3 separate regions of the Homo sapiens genome follow, and all the other regions are linked to region 1. The links are chromatin loops, found by intact Hi-C in ENCODE. Cell type or tissue: mammary epithelial cell. All regions are shown on one strand. Each heading gives the region's core, and the rest is flanking DNA. Links, peaks and the distances in the headings are about the cores only.

The links. A loop is a pair of places that touch in the nucleus more often than their neighbours do. Peaks named below come from ENCODE experiments on the same cell type or tissue, not always from the same donor. Only the 100,000 strongest peaks of a DNase experiment are listed, where the experiment ranks them.
Region 2: it touches region 1 in a loop (7-fold over the local background); 8 of 110 quality-filtered maps call a loop at or near these places.
Region 3: it touches region 1 in a loop (7-fold over the local background); 13 of 110 quality-filtered maps call a loop at or near these places.

What each region holds. Positions count from the first base shown.
Region 1 is chr14:22,655,600-22,661,293 of GRCh38, reverse strand. No RefSeq gene overlaps it. Among named protein-coding and RNA genes, the nearest start is that of OR6J1, 14 kb to the right of the region's middle. In mammary epithelial cell, for the core only: a CTCF peak has its summit at 3,216; no DNase peak of the experiment used is centred there.
Region 2 is chr14:22,834,678-22,840,371 of GRCh38, reverse strand. MMP14 (matrix metallopeptidase 14) reads right to left here and starts at 3,787. Exons shown (of 10, transcript NM_004995.4): 1 at 3,447-3,787. The coding sequence starts at 3,554. It overlaps MRPL52 (mitochondrial ribosomal protein L52), which reads right to left. Exons shown (of 5, transcript NM_180982.3): 5 at 5,335-5,694. RefSeq lists a silencer at 3,913-4,129. In mammary epithelial cell, for the core only: CTCF peaks have their summits at 2,202 and 3,990 (motif pointing right); DNase peaks (open chromatin) are centred at 1,061, 1,561, 2,161 and 3,851; H3K4me3 peaks cover 3,587 bases; H3K27ac peaks cover 4,296 bases.
Region 3 is chr14:22,710,674-22,716,367 of GRCh38, reverse strand. The region is part of intron 2 of OXA1L-DT (OXA1L divergent transcript); the gene reads left to right. Among named protein-coding and RNA genes, the nearest start is that of OXA1L-DT, 53 kb to the left of the region's middle. In mammary epithelial cell, for the core only: a CTCF peak has its summit at 3,046; no DNase peak of the experiment used is centred there; H3K4me3 peaks cover 849 bases; H3K27ac peaks cover 343 bases.

The DNA.
Region 1 (5,694 bases), core at 166-5,165:
CATGAAAATAGCAAGTAAATTGGTAGAGTAGAATGGAGGATCCACAATGGATCCCATTATGGGCCACGTGCGGTGGCTCACACCTGTAATCTCAGCACTTTGGAGTTCGAGATCAGCCTAGCCAACATGGTGAAACCTCGTCTCTACTAAAAATACAAAAATTAGCCAGGCGTGGTGGCAGGTGCCTGTAATCCCAGTTACTCGGGAGGCTGAGGCAGGAGAATCACTTGAACCCGGGAGGTGGAGGTTGCAGTGAGCCGAGATCGCGTCACTGTACTCCAGCCTGGGCGACAAAGAGCAAGACTCCATCTCAAAAAAAAAAAAAAAAAAAAGAAAAAAAATTAAACAATATGCCTTGAAAGAAAGGGGACTGACATAGATGCTTTTAGAAAGGAAAGTCCTAAACCAATCATTTCATATTATTAGGTAGATAAGGACAGTCAGCAAAAACATTTACATGTCAGTTACTCAAAAATTTAAATCTATGTTTTATTTTGTATACTGTGCTTAAAGAATTGAGCATTTGTCTAAATCAGCCAACTAAAAGGTCAAAGAGCTTTCCTACAATATTAAAATATTTTTTAATAGTCCCAAGGATAGTTGTAACCCTGTGCTATGGTTTGAATATTTGTGTCCCCTCCAAAATTCAAGCTGAAACTCAATCCCCAGTGCTACAGTATTAAGAGGTAAGGCCTTTAGGAGGTGATTAAATAATGAGAACAGAGCCCTCATGAATGGAATTAGCAACCTTATAAAAGGGCTGGAGGGAACTAGCTAGTCCCTTTTTGCTCTTTCATCCCTTCCGCCATGTGAGAACACAGCCTTTTAAGATGCCATCTTGGAAGCAGAGACTGGGCCCTCACCAGACACGAACGCTGCTAGCACCTTGATCTTGGACTTCCCAACCTAATAAACTAATATTGAGTCTCATACATAATGGGATCTATTTTTTGTTTTTGTTTTTGTTTTTTGAGATGGAGTCTTGCTCTTGTCATCCAGGCTGGAGCACAGTGGCCCAATGTCAGCTCACTGCAACCTCCACCTCCAGGGTTCAAGCCATTCTCCTGCTTCAGCCTCCCGTGTAGCTGGGAATTACAGACACCTGCCACCACGCCCGGCTAATTTTGGTATTTTTAGTAGAGACGGGGTTTCACCATGTTGGCTAGGCTGGTCTCGAACTCCTGATCTCAGGTGATCCACCCGCCTCGGCCTCCCAAAGTGCTGGGATTACAGATGTGAGCCACTGCACAGGCCAAATGTTGTTTGTTAACTAAGGCTTATAGCTTTTCTCTTCAATTACAGTTTCTAACCAAGATGAAATGAAAAAATATGGAGCTTATATTTTTCTGATTTTGTAGTTAGAATTATTTTAATATTTCAACATTGAATATAATTATTAATTAGGCTTCTTATGAATGTTTGAAATTTCCTCCTATCCTTAGCTTACTAATAGTTTTATTTATTTATTTTTGAGACAGAGTCTCTGTTGCCCAGGCTGGAATGCAGTGGCATGATCATGGCTCTCTGCACCTTGATCTCCCTGGCTCAAGCAGATCCTCCTACCCCCACCTCAGCCTCCTTAGTAGCTGGGACTATAGGCATGAGCTAATTCTTGTATTTTTTTGTAGAGACAAGGTCTCATTATATTGTCCAAGCTGGTCTCGAACTCCTAGGCTTGAGAGATCCTCCTGCTTCAGCCTCCCAAAATGCCGGGACTACAGGTGTGAGCCACTGTGCCCCATCCTTAGCTTACTTAAAGTTTTAAAATGAAATTAGGTGATGGGTCTTCGTTGTTCCTTGTACTATTTTTAAAGATTTTCTGTACATCTGAATATTTTGCAATTAAAAGCTGGAAAAAATTAGATTTCTATAATTACAAAGGACATCAAGAAATGCTACAAAAATGCAATTTGATTTTTTGGTGCTGTCAGGAGTCTAGAGCCTCACAATTTGTTTTGGTTACAGTTTGTCACTGTAGGATAAATGATCCATTTAACTATTAAAAAAAGAAGAAAAAATGTTACAAAAATGTTAAGAGAAGGCAGAGGGTCTGCCATGACTGATTGGGTTATAAGCAAACAGTCATTGCCCTCTGTTGTTTTTCCTTAGGGAGAGCAGAGATGCTGGAGGGGTTGGAGGTGGCAGGAAATACTTAGCTTAGATGTAATAAGGAATGTCCTTCCGTAGGAGACCATGCATCTTCTTGTCCTTGATTGTGCTTAAGAGCTCCATAGGTGCTCTCTGTCTAGGATGGTGGAGGCCACCTATGGAGGGTGGCTATTCCTTTGATTGGAGAGAGGAGGCAGCAGAATGGTTCCTCAGATAGACCCAGGGCAGCTGCAACTCACAAGACCCTATAGAGTTAGCTGGACAGTGTCCAGCTGCCCTGAAAACAACAGACAGTACCATGTGGGGATGTAGATTAAGTTCTGTTTGCAGTGGACCTGTTGGCCTCCACAGGTTCTCTCTGTGAATTAGTCTTTGCCTTGCATCTCACCCAGAGCCATTCCATCGGACTCTGAGCACAAGGCAGGGAGGGACTCTGGAGTTTACAGAGCCCAGCTCTTTATTCTTCTGGGAACAGAGTTCGCACCAATCTGGCACTTATAAAAGCATGGGCTTGGCTGGGCGTGGTGGCTCACGCCTGTAATCCCAGCACTTTTGGAGGCTGAGGCGGGCGGATCACCTGAGGTCGGGAGTTTGAGACCAGCCTGACCAACATGGAGAAACCCCGTCTCTACTAAAAATACAAAAAATTAGCCGTGGTGGTGCATGACTGTAATCCCAGCTACTCGGGAGACTGAGGCAGGAGAATCTCTTGAACCCGGGAGGTAAAGGTTGCGGTGAGCCGAGATTGTGTCATTGACCTCCAGCGTGGGCAACAAGAGTGAAACTCTATCTCAAAATAAATAAATAAATAAATAAAAGCATGGGCTTTTCCAAGAGATGCAGTCTTCAAGACATGGGGCAGGCACATTTCCATTGAAAAATAATTTGTGCAAAAGATTAGTTGTTGCTGACTATATCCAGGATATTTAGGCAATGGGATAGTTTCCAGAGTGCCACACGCACAGCACCTATGGATACCACTTCTGGATTCTGACCTTAATCTAAATCCTGACTCTCCCATTAATTAGTTGTGTAAGTTTGGAAGCAAGTACCTTAATGTCTCTGTGCCTCAGCTTCCTTCTTGGTGGACTGGGTATTACAATAGCACCACCTAGCTCCTAGAGTTTGCTTGGAGGTTGAAATAACATGTAAAATGCTTGGAATGGTACACAGTAAGTGTTCAGTAAGTGTTGACTATTATTATTTTTCTTTTTGGTTTTTGTTTTTATTTTTAGAGATGGAGTCTTTCTTTGTTGCCCAGGCTGGCCTCAAACTCCTGTGCTCAGGTGATCTGCCTGCTTCAGCCTCCTAAGTAGCTGAGATTACAAGTGTGAGCCACCATTCCAAGGTATTATTATTTATTAGCATGATTATATTGTATCCTCTTTGATATGCCCCACACGCTCCTTATTTTCCAATAGCTCAGCTACCTTAAACAGGCCCCAACTTACCTCAGGGCTGAGAAGCAGTTACTTACTCTTGGATTTTCCTGGTCACCCAGCTGGAGGGGGTTTCCAGGCTCCCAGGAGCTTCCTGCTTCTCTAGCCCCAGAAAATATTAAATTCTTAGATGAGAGGACTCTGACCCTTGCTTTTGGGTTGTGTTGGTGAGGTAGCAGCTAGTGAATCATCCCATGTCCTTTCCTCTTGAGGTAAAAGTGTAACTGTGGATAATGAGATTCATCAAGCGCAGCCACAGGCAGCCCCAGGGAGCCTGCTGGATTATTAGAGCAACATCCCCGACAAAGCCTTGGTACAAGCCATTCTGGGGAGACTTTGTGACTCTGTGCATCTAGTGCAGGCCTGGTGTATTTGGATTGCTTCCCAGTTTCTACGGAATTTTGAAACTTGGAATCCCGAGTATGGATCTGCTGAGGGAAGCTCCCCCTCTCTGGAGCGAAGTTGTGGGTATTCTCACGAGGCTCATTACAACCTTAAGATAACAAGGCCCCAGCCACTTCCAAATCCCTTGGCTGTTGATTGCTCTAACTTAAGGAGTGGAAGTTTGCCCTTTTCCCCCAGCTGCAGAACACAGTAACTTTAGATAAAGTTTAATGAGTCTTGTTGAAGGCCTGAGGAAAATATGGCAGGCAAGGGCTGGGGCCACTGGGGTTATGGCTATGGGCAGGAGCCGTGTGCACCGTGTGGCCATGCTGGGCCAGGAGCTGCAGGGTAATTCCTCCTCTGCCCCTCCACCTCTTTATCCCCCATGCTCATTGAGCTTGATCCAGCCATAGAGGCCTTCTTGTTCTTCAAGCACATCACTAGCGCCCATCTCAGAGCCTGGGGCCCCAGCCCTGTGGCCTTTGCTCAGTGTCACCTCCATAGATGAACTTTTCCTGTCTTCTGTTAAAAAGACCCCCCTCCTTGTTATTCTCTCTTCCCTTACCTTGCTCTACTTTTGTTCATAGCACTACCTGATGTTTTATTTACATATTTGTATTTGTCTTCCCTACTAGAAAGAAAACTCCTTGAGGGCAGAGACTTTGACCTATTTATTGCTGTGCCCTTGTGCCCAGAAGAGTGCTTGACATAAAGTAGGTGCTGAATGAATGTTTTTTGATCAGTTTAAAAAGGCAACATGCCTCTTGCCCAGTGGAGTCTGTCACAAATCAAGTAGCCTGTGGGGTAGGGCTGATAAAGACATGGGCACTTTTTGCAGCACTTTGCAGGGGGTTGGGGCATTCTAAACAGGAGAGCCTTCTAAGAAGGGAGGCATGAGAAAACCAAGGGTGAATTCTAGGCCACTTCCTGTCCTTCTGGGATGGCTGGCCTCTCTCTGAGTGCTAGCACTGGCTAACTTAAGATGTTGTCAACAACTTTGATTGTTCTGTGAAGACTAGCTTAATATGTTTCCATCCCTGGGCCTCAAGAATGGGCCCTAAATGCCTGGCGTGGTGGCTCACGTCTGTAATCCCAGCACATTGGGAGGCCAAGGTGGGTGGGTCACCTGATGTCAGGAGTTTAAGACCAGCTTGGCCAACATGGCCACTGGTCTTTATTAAAAATGCAAAAATTAGCCGGGCGTGGTCGCAGGTGCCTGTAATCCCAGCTACTCAGGAGGCTGAGACAGGAGAATGGTTTGAACCTGGGAGGCAGAGTTTGCAGTGAGCTGAGATCCCGCCACTGCACTCTAGCCTGAGTGACAAGAGCGAGACTCTGTCTCAAAAAAAAAAAGAAAGAAAGAAAAAGAAAAAGAACAGGCCGGGTGTGGTGGCTCATGCTTATAATCCTAGCACTTTGGGAGGCCGAGGCCAGTGGATTACCTGAGGTCAGGAGTTCAAGACAAGCCTGGCCAACATGGTAAAACCACGTCTCTACTAAAAATACAAAAATTAGCCAGGCATGATGCAGGTGCCTGTAATCCCAGCTACTTGGGAGACTGAGACGGGAGAATCGCTTGAACATGGGAGACAGTGATTGCAGTGAGCGGAGATTGCACCAATGCACTCCAGCTTGGGTGGCTGAAAGAGACTCTGTCTCAAAAAAAAAAAAAAATGGGTCCTAAAGTGAGTTTGTTACCAGAAAGGAGTCCAGATCCAGACCCTAAAGAGAGGGTTTTTGGATCTCACGCAAGAAAGAATTC
Region 2 (5,694 bases), core at 171-5,170, 180 kb before region 1:
TTGATTAAAAGGTACACACACTGCAAAGCCCTGTTGAGGAGAAAGTCAGCCTTTATTGTAAGAACAATGGAGTATTTTCTTAAAGCCTCAAAGTAAAACAAGCCAGGCTGGGCGTGGTGGCTGACGCCTGTAATCCCGACAGTTTGGGAGGCCAAGGCGGGCAGATCACCTGAGGTCAGGAGTTCGAGACCAGCCTAGCCAACAGGGTGAAACCCTGTCTCTACTAAAAATACAAAAATTAGCTGCACGTGGTGGTGGGCACCTGTAATCCCAGCTACTCAGGAAGCTGTGGTAGGAGAATTGCTGAACCTGGGAGGCCAAGGTTGCAGTTAGCCAAGATCCCGCCACTGCACTCAGCCTGGGTGACAGAGCGAGACTCTGTCTCAAAAAAAAAAAAAAAAAAAAAAAAGTAAAACAAGCCAAGTTATATATGAAATATGAAGATGCTTGGATTCTTTTATGGGGAGAAGACACCACCCAGATAGCTCTAGTCCCTGCTCCAGCTTTGCTTTCTTAGGGAGTTCAGGAAGCGGCTGTAGGTTGCCCAGGATGGGATCTTGGAGGGGAGATGGGGGAGGCTGCTGTTGGGTGCTGTATCTCCTAGCCAAGGTCATCAGGATTGGATTGCCACATGGTCCTTCACCTCTGGGCTCAGGTCCTGGTGATGGGGCAGTAGTCTTGCATGGGGACTGGGGGTGACTCAAGAGCAGCTGACTGGGGACCTGAGCCCACAGGGGCAAGAATTGCAACATGGTTCTGGGAAGTGATCCCCCCCCAAGGCTGATGCGAGCTAGAACCCGAGATGTAAACAACCCAGCCTTTTCCCAGCCAACAGTCTTGGCTAGAACAACCCTAGCACCACCTAGCTCTGAGGCTCTGAGAGCCCCTCCTCAGGGGTAGAGGAAGGAGTGACATTTAACCTTTGGTATACCAGAGGGAGCCAAGCAGTCCACACCAGTCCGGGGCTGCTCTCAGGGAGCTGCAGGCTTGCCCTGACCTGTTCTGGCTGATGCCACAGCCAGTGCCTGGGGAGGCCTGCTGTGGCCTGTGCCTAACTATGCAGGAAATGTCTTTTGCCCCTAGCATACCTGCAGGATAAACACACCCCGGGCTTATGACCCTTGGTTGAGGAGCAGCTGCTTCAGGACTTGGGGAAGGATGGGACTGGTCTACTGACGCTGGAAGGCAGGAGGACTGAGGCCAGGCCCCGTCAACCCTCAGAGAGCAAAGCTGAGAGAATTTGCCTAGAGCAGAACGACAGAAGGAAGATGGGGAGAAGACAGAACGACAGAAGGAAGACGGGACAGAAGAGATGGGGAGAATCCACATCCAGGAGCTCTGGGGGAAATCCCCTCTGGAGTCGTTCAAGAAGCTAGGGGGGTCTAAATATTCACACCTACAACCTCCACCCCATACCCTCGGGAGAAAAATGAAGGCTCAGTCAAATGAAGGACTTCCCTGGAGTCAAGAGAGCCGCAAGGCCTGGAAAGGAAGTGCCCCCATCCCTCTCCTCCCCCCAGGCCTAGGCAAGTTTCTCTCCTCACAGAGACTATGAGGTCGAAACCACAGAAGAGAGGACTCTTGTGTCTGCGGCTGGGTGGGAGGAAGGGCCCAGCGCCAGACAGGCCATGGGGAGGAGAGGGCTGTCCTGGAGCTGGTGCAGGACTCTGGAGGCCTGGTAGGAGGGACCCAGCTGCATGAGGCCTGCACCACCCCAGCTTTCCCTCCACATTGGCCTGGAGAAAAAAGCAACTATGTTGGGTCAAAGAACCCAGTCGGCTGGCTTTGTCTTTGCGAATGAGAGAGATGCAAGGTATCCCCTAGGAGAAAGTCAACGGAACACCTCCCACCTTGGCTTAGGGGTCCAGGGGAGGGTGGGGGGACCTCCAGCTCTGCAGTAGGCCCTGGATCCTAGCCTCTGGGGCTGCTCCTCCCTCCCTTCCTGGGCCCAGAAGCAAATGGTGGTTCTGGCACTGGGACCGCCCATGACCCAATTAAAACGGAGCCAGGGCAGCCGCCCCTCCCCTGGGGGACCCAGCAAAGCAGGGGAGGGAAAAAAGGTAAGGCAGTGAAGTTGGCGGTCGGCAGCTCCCCAGATGCTCAGGCTCGTTTTGTTAGGGGCGCTCCCTTTCAGGTCTCAGAGGACTCTAGGCCTGGGAAGAGGACGACTCCTCCCGGACAGTCAGGCTCAGCCTCCAGCACCAGGGCAGGTTTTTACTCTCCCTGGTCTCTGAGCACTCCACGTTTCGTCTTCCACCCCGATTCCTGGGGCCATACTTTTCCAGTCGGCCCCAGACCCTTTCAGGGACGCAGAGAGAAGACAGTATTCTTTCCAAAGAGTTTTCTCCGGGGTGGGACCAAGGAGGAGAAGCCAAACCCATATCCCATCCCCCTTCTAGGGCCCTTCCTGGCCCCTCCCAACCGCACCCAGGCCCTTGCCAGGCTGAGTGGGTTGAGATGGCCCAAAATAAGAAGCTCATTAAATCCGTCTCCCACCTTCACCCCAAAATAAGAGAGAGAGAGGAAAAACCTCCTCAGACAACTCCCACGCAGCTTCCTCTGGGGCCCGGTGGGCCACCGTCTGGGCCGGGGTGAGGGTGGGGGGCGCCCGAGCCAGCCCCGACGTGAGGGCACCCCGGACCAGACCCTCTCCCCATTCCCCAAGCGACGCCCCCAGGCTCCCTGCAATTAACACAGAAAAACTATTAACAACAAAAAGGGCCTGAAGGCGCCGACGCGGGTGGGGATAGGGGGAGGCAGCGACCCGGCCGATCGCCCGGCTCACAAGGAGAGCTTTGTGTGTACGGAAACGCGGCCAGCGCGCCGGCGCTGCGACCCTCGACGCCAGGGATGCGGGTAGGGACACAGCGGGGTCCTCTCGGGGAGACGGGGGCTGTGGCCCTGGACGCTCGGCCGTCCACCCTCGACCCCCACCTGGCCGCAGACTCGTCCGCTGAAGGCCTGGGCCACCCGGGGAGGCCGAAGCGCCCATCGGAGGGCGCGCCGGCGGGAGAGCGCTGGAGAGCTGGGAAGTCGAAGAAACAACAAACTCTCGCGCATGACGAGGAGCCGGGACAGCGCGGGGTTTGAGCGGAGTCCAAATGTTTATCAGGCGGTTCCAGAGCTGAGAGCAGAGCCCAAGGGAATCGGGGAAGGGGGAGTTCGCCCCAGTTGTAAAGTTCTTCCAAGGACTGGGAAAAAAGAAGGAATGGGAAGGAGAGTCGGCGGCGCAGGGGGTGGGGGCAGCTGGTTGGAAGCGGGCAAAAGTTGGATCGATCTGGAAGTTTGGAGACGAAGAGGAAAAAGAAAGGGAGGGGGAATCCTGCAGGCCTGAGCAGCGGAGATCCCAAAAGCCCTCCTCTCCGAATAGAGGCTGTCCCCTAGGAGACCCCCGGGCTCGCCTCCCGGCGGGCGCGACTCCGGGAAGGGCCGGGAAGCTCACTTACTTCGGGGCTGAAGCTGCTGCTTTGGGCCGAGCCGAGGGAGGCGAGCGCGGTGCCGAGCGTGAGCAGGGGGAGCAGGAGACAACGGGGGGGTCTTGGGGCGGGAGACATGGTCCGAGACCACCGGGTCAGCCGGGCAGTGTGGGCTCCGCGGCCGGGCCCACGCCCTGGGGTCGCACCGCCACTCCCTCGGGGCGCCTTTGTCTTCGGTAGGCACTGAACTTGAATTCCTAGACCGCTGTCGGCTTGGAGTTAAAGGGGATTGTTCCTCAAAGTGCCTGTTTGCTCTTCTCCTCTTTTCCGGTTTTTGATCTTTCTTCTGCTTAGTCGGCGAACTGGGGTCTGGTTCCCTCTCTCGCTCTCTCCTCTGGTCCCTCCCTTCTCCCACAGCCTCTCCTCCGTCCCCGCCCCAGTGCCCTCCTTTCCTGGTTGGGGACGTGGTTGTTTTAGCCTGAATCCAATTACAACCAAGAACTGGAAGGAAAAAAAAAAAAAACACCTCTAAGTTGCCTTTTTGTGGTGCAGGCTGCCATCTGCAGGGGTTGAGGCCGCGATGGACAGCAGGGGGCTGTAGGGGGATCCAGGGGACGGGATGTGGGAGACTTTGTCCCTATAAGCATATTCTGAGTGGCTTGATTCCTCTGGTATTCAGCATTTGTCTCACCTCAGGGTGGGAATTATTGGGGGCTATGTGGCTAGGGGCAACGAGGAGCTCAGAGTGTGGGATGGTGGTGGGGTCTTCTTCCATGCCCATGAGACCTGCAGAGGGAGAAGGGGCCAGTTTACTAATAGGGGGTTATCTTCTGGGCCCTGTAGACAACTGTCTATGTCCCTCCCTCTGCTGCTAAAAAATCCAAACTATAACCCAACTACCAACAACAAACCCCACAACCATACCGGATCTGTGGCTCCAACCTTTGTAGAAAGACAAAGGTGATTCCTTTATTGTCATTTGTAATGTGGCTGCACCTTTAATTGGAACTCGCTGGGAGGAAAAGGGTACAAGGCCGTGGGATCTGGGGGAAAGCAAATCAAGTTGGGTGAAATTATTGTAAAAGAAGGGATTGGGAGTTGGGACTCTGGGGTTTAGTTCCACCTCTACACTGAAAAAGGAGGCAATTCTTAAAGAGTTATAATCTCCTTTAGGGACTTACTGGACTCAGAACAAAAGGTGGAGGTATGTAGGGAAGGGAGAGGGCAGGATAAAGCTGACCGTGAGAAAGGGAGACAGATGAGTTGGGAACTAGACAGGTCTGGAAAAGAAGCACAACAGAAGCAGGAAAAGTGTGGGAGACAGAAAACTAGACTATCAGCGAAATCTAAGATCCAAGAATTGCATTTGGCCAGTGAGAGAGGACAGAGGTAGTGCGAGGAGGAAGGGAGAAGAAAGCAAAGGAAGGAATAGAGGAGGGTGGACAGAAATTAGGTCAGGTAGGAAGCTCCAGAAATCCTAGGGATGCACTTCTGTGGCAGAAGAATAGAAGTCTAGTGCTCAGTATTGTAATGAAAACAAAGGTCTTTTGCCCTCAGATTCATGATCAATAAAATGAAAAGCTTTTCAGGTCCTGTGGAGCCTCCAGGTTTGTGGGAGGTATATGGTGTGTGTTATTAAACAGCTACCTACCCCACAGTGACTGAGGGCTGAGCCCTTATGTAGGGCTTTCCTACACAAGCTGGGGTTGGGAGGTACAGGCCCCTCTTCAACCAATCTCTGGAATGCATTCAGAACCATGGAGACCTCAGGACCCCACTCTCGGCAGAACACGCAACACCCAGGTATGATTCTTCCCACATCAGCCTTCCCAGTGGGGGTAACCTCCTGGACCACATATCTGAATCTTAGGAAGACTGACACCAGATGCTTGCCAAAAAAGGGACCTTGGCTAGAAAATCTTTTTCATGAAAACATTTATTAGATGCCAGCTGTACATGGCCTAAACTGTGCATGAGCTGTTAAAGGCTTGACTGCCTGGCCAAAACTGGGAAAACTGCTGTCCCCTTTTCACGTTCACAGAACAGCTATTTCTCATAGTTGGGCTAGTCCTATGGCCTGCAAAGGAGGTAAATTTTTTTTTTTTTTTGAGACGGAGTCTCGCCCTGTCGCCCAGGTTGGAGTGCAATGGTGTGACCTTGGCTCACTGCAACCTCTACCTCCCGAGTTTAAGCGATTCTCCTGCCTCAGCCTCCTGAGTAGCTGGGATTACAAGCGCACCCCACCACGCCCGGCTAATTGTTTGTATCTTTAGTAGGG
Region 3 (5,694 bases), core at 260-5,259, 55 kb before region 1:
GGAATTTAAAGAGAGAGCCTAATATGTGAAATCTTAACAAATACCTTTCTCTGAAAAGAACTAACCCAAAGCTGTGAAAAATCTTTCCTAATGTTTACATTTTAAAATGTGATTTGAACGATAATTGCACTAATATAAATTATATAAAATTAATTTAGAAATTATAGAAAAAATACTGAGAAAAGTGAGAAAAATCATAGCTTAAAAACATAATTGCTGAGCAGAAAAACTCAATGGAATTATGCAAACAATACTTTACAGAGGCAGTGAAGATCTACATGGTAAATTATTGCATAATATAAACAAGAATGATAAGAAGATAGAAACTATGAGTATGAAAATTCTGTGTACTTTATATTCTCCAAAGAGAAAACTATTCTAAAAAAACTCTCAAAAAGGCAACTACAAAATTTAAAAAATTTCTATTAATTTTTTATTAATTTAATTAAATAATTTAATTCAATATTTTTTATTAATTTAATTTTATAATTTTAATTAAAAAGTTGTTTTGGAAAAATAGAAGTGGTAAGTGAAATAATATAAAGCTAGATTTGTTGAGTCATTGCTTTAATATGTTTATTAGTCTTAATAATAATATAAAAATGAATTAATAATGATAATGTCCACCTCCTGCCATATGGAAAGTAATATCACCCCCCTCTCCCCACCTGGAGGTTACGAGCCACATGGCAGGGGGGTGTCCACCCCCACCATATGGGGAGTAATATCACTGACCCCATTCACCCTGGAGGTTACGAGCCACATGGCGGGAGGGAGTCCACCTCCACCATATGGGGAGTAATATCACCCCCTTCTTCCCCCCTGGATATTACGAGCCACATGGCAAGGGGAGTCCATCCCCACCATATGGGGAGTAATATCACTCCCCCCATTCGCCCTGGAGGTTACGAGCCACATGGTGGGAGGGTGTCCACCCCCACATCATGGGAAGTGATATCACGCCCATCTACCCTCCTGGAGGTTATGAGCCACATGGTGGGAGGGTGTCCACCCCCACCATATGGGAAGTGATATCACCCCCCTCTACCCCCCTGGAGGTTATGAGCCACATGGCAGGGGGGTGTCCACCCCCACCATATGGGGAGTAATATCACTCCCCCCATTTGCCCTGGAGGTTATGAGCCACACGGTGGGAGGGTGTCCACCCCCACCATATGGGGGTAATGTCACCCCCTTCTCCCACATTACGAGCCACATGGCAGGGAGTTGTCAACACAGTGTGTTTATGTTATTGGGAGTAATATCATCTCCCTCTTTGGAAATTACGAGCAATATCACAGGGGGTGTACAGCACCTGCGAAATTGAGAGTAATATCACCCTCTCCCCTTCTGCATATTAGAGAAAAATATCACTGGGGTGTGTACACCTCCTACAATATTGGGAGTAATATCATACTCTTTCCCCCTGGATATTAGGAACAGTATCACAGGGAAGGTGTACGCCTTCCGCCATACTGGGAGTAATAATATCCTCTCTCGCTCTGGATATTAGGAAAAATATTACAGTGGGGTGTACAGCGCCTGCGATATTGGGAGTAATATAATTTTATCCCCTCCTCCTGGGTAGTAGGAACAATATCACAGGGGTGTTTACATTCCCTGCGATATTGAGGTATTGAGAGTAATATCATCTTCTCTCCTCCTGGATATTAGGAACTATATCACGGGGGGGAGGGGTGTACACCATCTGCAAATTTGAAAGTAATATAATCTTCTTCCATGGATATTAGAAACGATGTCACAGAAGGAATGTACACTTTCTCTGATATTGGGAGTAATATTATCTTCTCCCCGCCCCCCCGGGTATTAGGAACAATATCGGGGGCTGGGGTGTGTACGCCTCCTGTGATATTAAGAGTAATAGTTTTTCCCCTGGATATTAGGAAAAACATGAGAGGGTGGGTGTACACTCCCTGCAATATTGGAAGTAATATCATCCTCCATCCTCAAATATTAAAAACAATATCCCAGAGAACGTGTACATTCCCTGCGATATTTGGAGTAATATTATCCCCTACCCCCGCTAGATATTAGGAACAATATCACATAGGAGTGCACACCCCCTGCGATATTGGGAGTAATATAATCCTCTTTCCCCTTGGATATTAAAAACAGTATCACAGAGGGGGTGTACGCCCCCTTCGAAATTGGTAGTAACAACATACTCTCCCTCCCGGGATATTAGGAACAATATTACAGGGTGGGTGTACACTCACTGCAATTTTGGGAGTAATATCATCTGCTCCCTTAATGGATATTAAGAACAATATCACAGGCGGGGTGTTTTCCCCACCTGCGATATTGGGAGTAATATCATCCTCTTCCCACCTGAATATTAGGAATAAAATCACAGGGAGGGTGCACACCCCCTGCGATATTGGGAGTAATATCATCCTCTCCCCTCCTGGATATTATAAACGATATCACAACGGGGGGTGTACACCCCCACGATTTTGAAAGTAATATCATCTTCTCCCCAACTGATACTAAAAACATTATCACACGGATGTGTATGCCTCCTGCAATATAAAGAGTAATTTCATCCTCTCCCCTCCTGGATATTAGGAAGAATATCACGGGGCGGGGCTTTGTACGCCCTCTGCAATATTGGGAGTAATATCATCTTCTGCCCCCTGGATATTAAAAACAATATCACAGAGGGGGTATGCAACCCCTGCGATAGTGGGAGTAATATCATCCTCTCCCGCCCTGGATATTAGGAACAATATCATGGTGGGAAAGGTGTACACGCCGTGCGATATTAGGAGTAATATCATCCACTTCCCCTCTGGATTTAGAAACAATATCACAGGGGAAGTGTACACCCCCTGCGATGTTAAGAGTAATATCACGGCTGGGCGCGGTGGCTCACGCTTGTTATCCCAGCACTTTGGGAGGCCGAGGCGGGCGGATCACGAGGTCAGGAGATCGAGACTATCCTGCCTAACACGGTGAAACCCCGTCTCTACTAAAAAAAAAAAAAAAAAATACAAAAATTAGCCGGGCGCGGTAGAGGGCGCCTGTAGTTCCAGCTGCTCGGGAGGCTGAGGCGGGAGAATGGCGTGAACCCGGGAGGCGGAGCTTGCAGTGAGCCGAGATCGCGCCGCTGCACTCCAGCCTGGGTGACAGAGCGTGACTCCGCCTCAAAAAAAAAAAAAAAAAAAAAAAGAGTAATATCATCCTCTCCTTCCCTGGATATTAGAAACAGCCTTACAGAGAGGTGTATACCAACTGTGATCTTAGGAGTAATATTATCCTTTACCCCCCTGGATATTAGGAACAATATCACAGAAAGGTTGTACAACATCTCGATATTGGGAGTAATATAATCCTCTCCACTTCCGCATATTAGAAACAATATCACAGGTGGGGGTGTACATCCCGTGCGTTATTGGAAGTAATATCATTTTCTTCCTTTCTGGATATTCAGAACAATATCACAGGAGGGCTGTACACTCCCTGCAATATTGCGAGTAATATTATCCTCTTCGCCCATGGAAATTAGGAACAATATCACAGGCAAGGTGTACACCTCTTGAGATACTGAAAGTAATATCATCCTTTCCGAACCTGGATATTAGGAACAATATCACGGGGAGTTGTATACTCTCCGCGATATTGAGAGTAATATCATTTTCTCCCTGCTATATTTTAAGAACAATATCACAAAGGGGGTGTACAACTGCTGCAATATTGGGAGTAATGTCATCTTTTTTCTTCTGGATATTAGGAACAATACTACAAGGGATGTGTACATCCCTGCAATATTGAAAGTAATATCAACCTCTGCCACCCTGGATATTAGGAAAAATATCACAGGAGGGGTGTACACCCCTTGCATTACTGGGAGTAATATTATCCTCCCCTAACCTGGATATTAACATCACAGGAGGGGTGTACACCCCCTTCGATATTGAGAGTAATATTATCCTCTCCCTCTCTAGATATGAGAAACCATATCACAAGGTGAATGTACATTCCCTGCAATGTTGGGAGTAATATCATTCTCTTTACCCCTGGTTTTACACCCCCTCTGATATTTGTACTAATAGTATCCTCTTCTGTCCTGGATATTAAAAACAATAGCACAAGGTGGGTGTACACCCCCTGCAATATTGGGAGAAATATTATGCTCTCTTCCCCTGGATATTAGAAACAATATCACAGAAGGGGTGTACACCCCCTGCGACATTGGGAATAATATCATCCTCTGCGTCCCTGAATATTAGGAACAGTGGTTCACCCCCCTGTAATATTGGGCATAATATCCTCTCTCTCTCTCTCTCTAAATATTGGGAACAATATCACAAGTGAGGTGTACAGCCCCGGTGATATTGGGTGTAATATTATCCTCTCTCACTTTGGATATTAGGAACAATACGAAAGAAGGTGCATACACCCCCTGCGATATTGGAAGTAATATCATCCTCACTCCACCTGGATATTAGAAACATTGTCACCTGGGGGTTGTACCCCCCCTGTGAAATTGGGCATAATATCATTATTTTCAACTGTGGATATGACGAACAGTATCACAGAAGAGGTGTATGACCTGTGCGATATTGAGAGTAATATCATCCCTTCCCTTTTTGGATATTAGCAACAATGTTACAGAAGGGGTCTACACCCTCTGCGATATTTGGAGTAATATCATCCTCTCCCCCTTTGGATATTCGGGAAATATAACGTGGGGGTGTACACCCCTAGCGATATTGGAAGTAATATCATCCTCTCCCCCCATGAATATTAGGAACAATATCACGGTGGGGGTGTACACCCCCTGCAGTATTGGGACTTTTCCTTTTCTCACCCTTGTGATATTAGGAAGAATATCACAGGAAAAGTGTACACCCCCTGCGATATTGGGAGTAATATCATTTTGTTTCCTTCTGGATATTAGGCACAATATCATGGGGTGGGTATACACCCCCTGCAACATTGGGAATAATATTCTTCTCTTCTTCCCTGGATATTAGGAAATGCATCACAGTGGTGGCGTACACCCCCTGCGATATTAGGAGTAATATAATCCTCTCCCCCCCGAATATTAGGAATAATATCACAGGGGGCGTGTACACTTTCTGCGATATTGGGAGTAACATCATTCTCTTTTTCCCAGGATATTAGGAACAATATCACAAAGGGGGTGTACACTGTCTACAACATTGGGAGTGATATCATCTCCCCCACTGAATATTAGGAACAATATCCCAGAGGGGATGCACACCTCTTGCGATATTGGGAATAATATTATCCTGTCTCCTCTTGGATATTAGGAACAATACACCCCCTGCGACACTGGAAGTAATATCATCCTCTCTCTTCCTTGATATTAGGTACAATATCACAGGGGGATTGTACTCCCCCTGCGATATTGGGAGTAATATTATTCTCTTCCCCTGTGGATTTTGGGGGTGTACACCCCCCTGTGATATTGTTTGTAATATTTAGGGGGGAGTTGATATTACTCGCAATATCGTAAACACCCTGTGTGTACATTCTCGGTGATAACGTTCGTCATATCCAGGGTGGCAGAGGATGATATTACTCCCAATATCACAGGGTGTGTACCCCATCCTATGATATTGTTGATAATATCCAGGGGAGGAGAGGGTGGTATTACTCCCAATATTGCAGAGTGTACACCTTCCTGTGATATTGTTCATAATATTC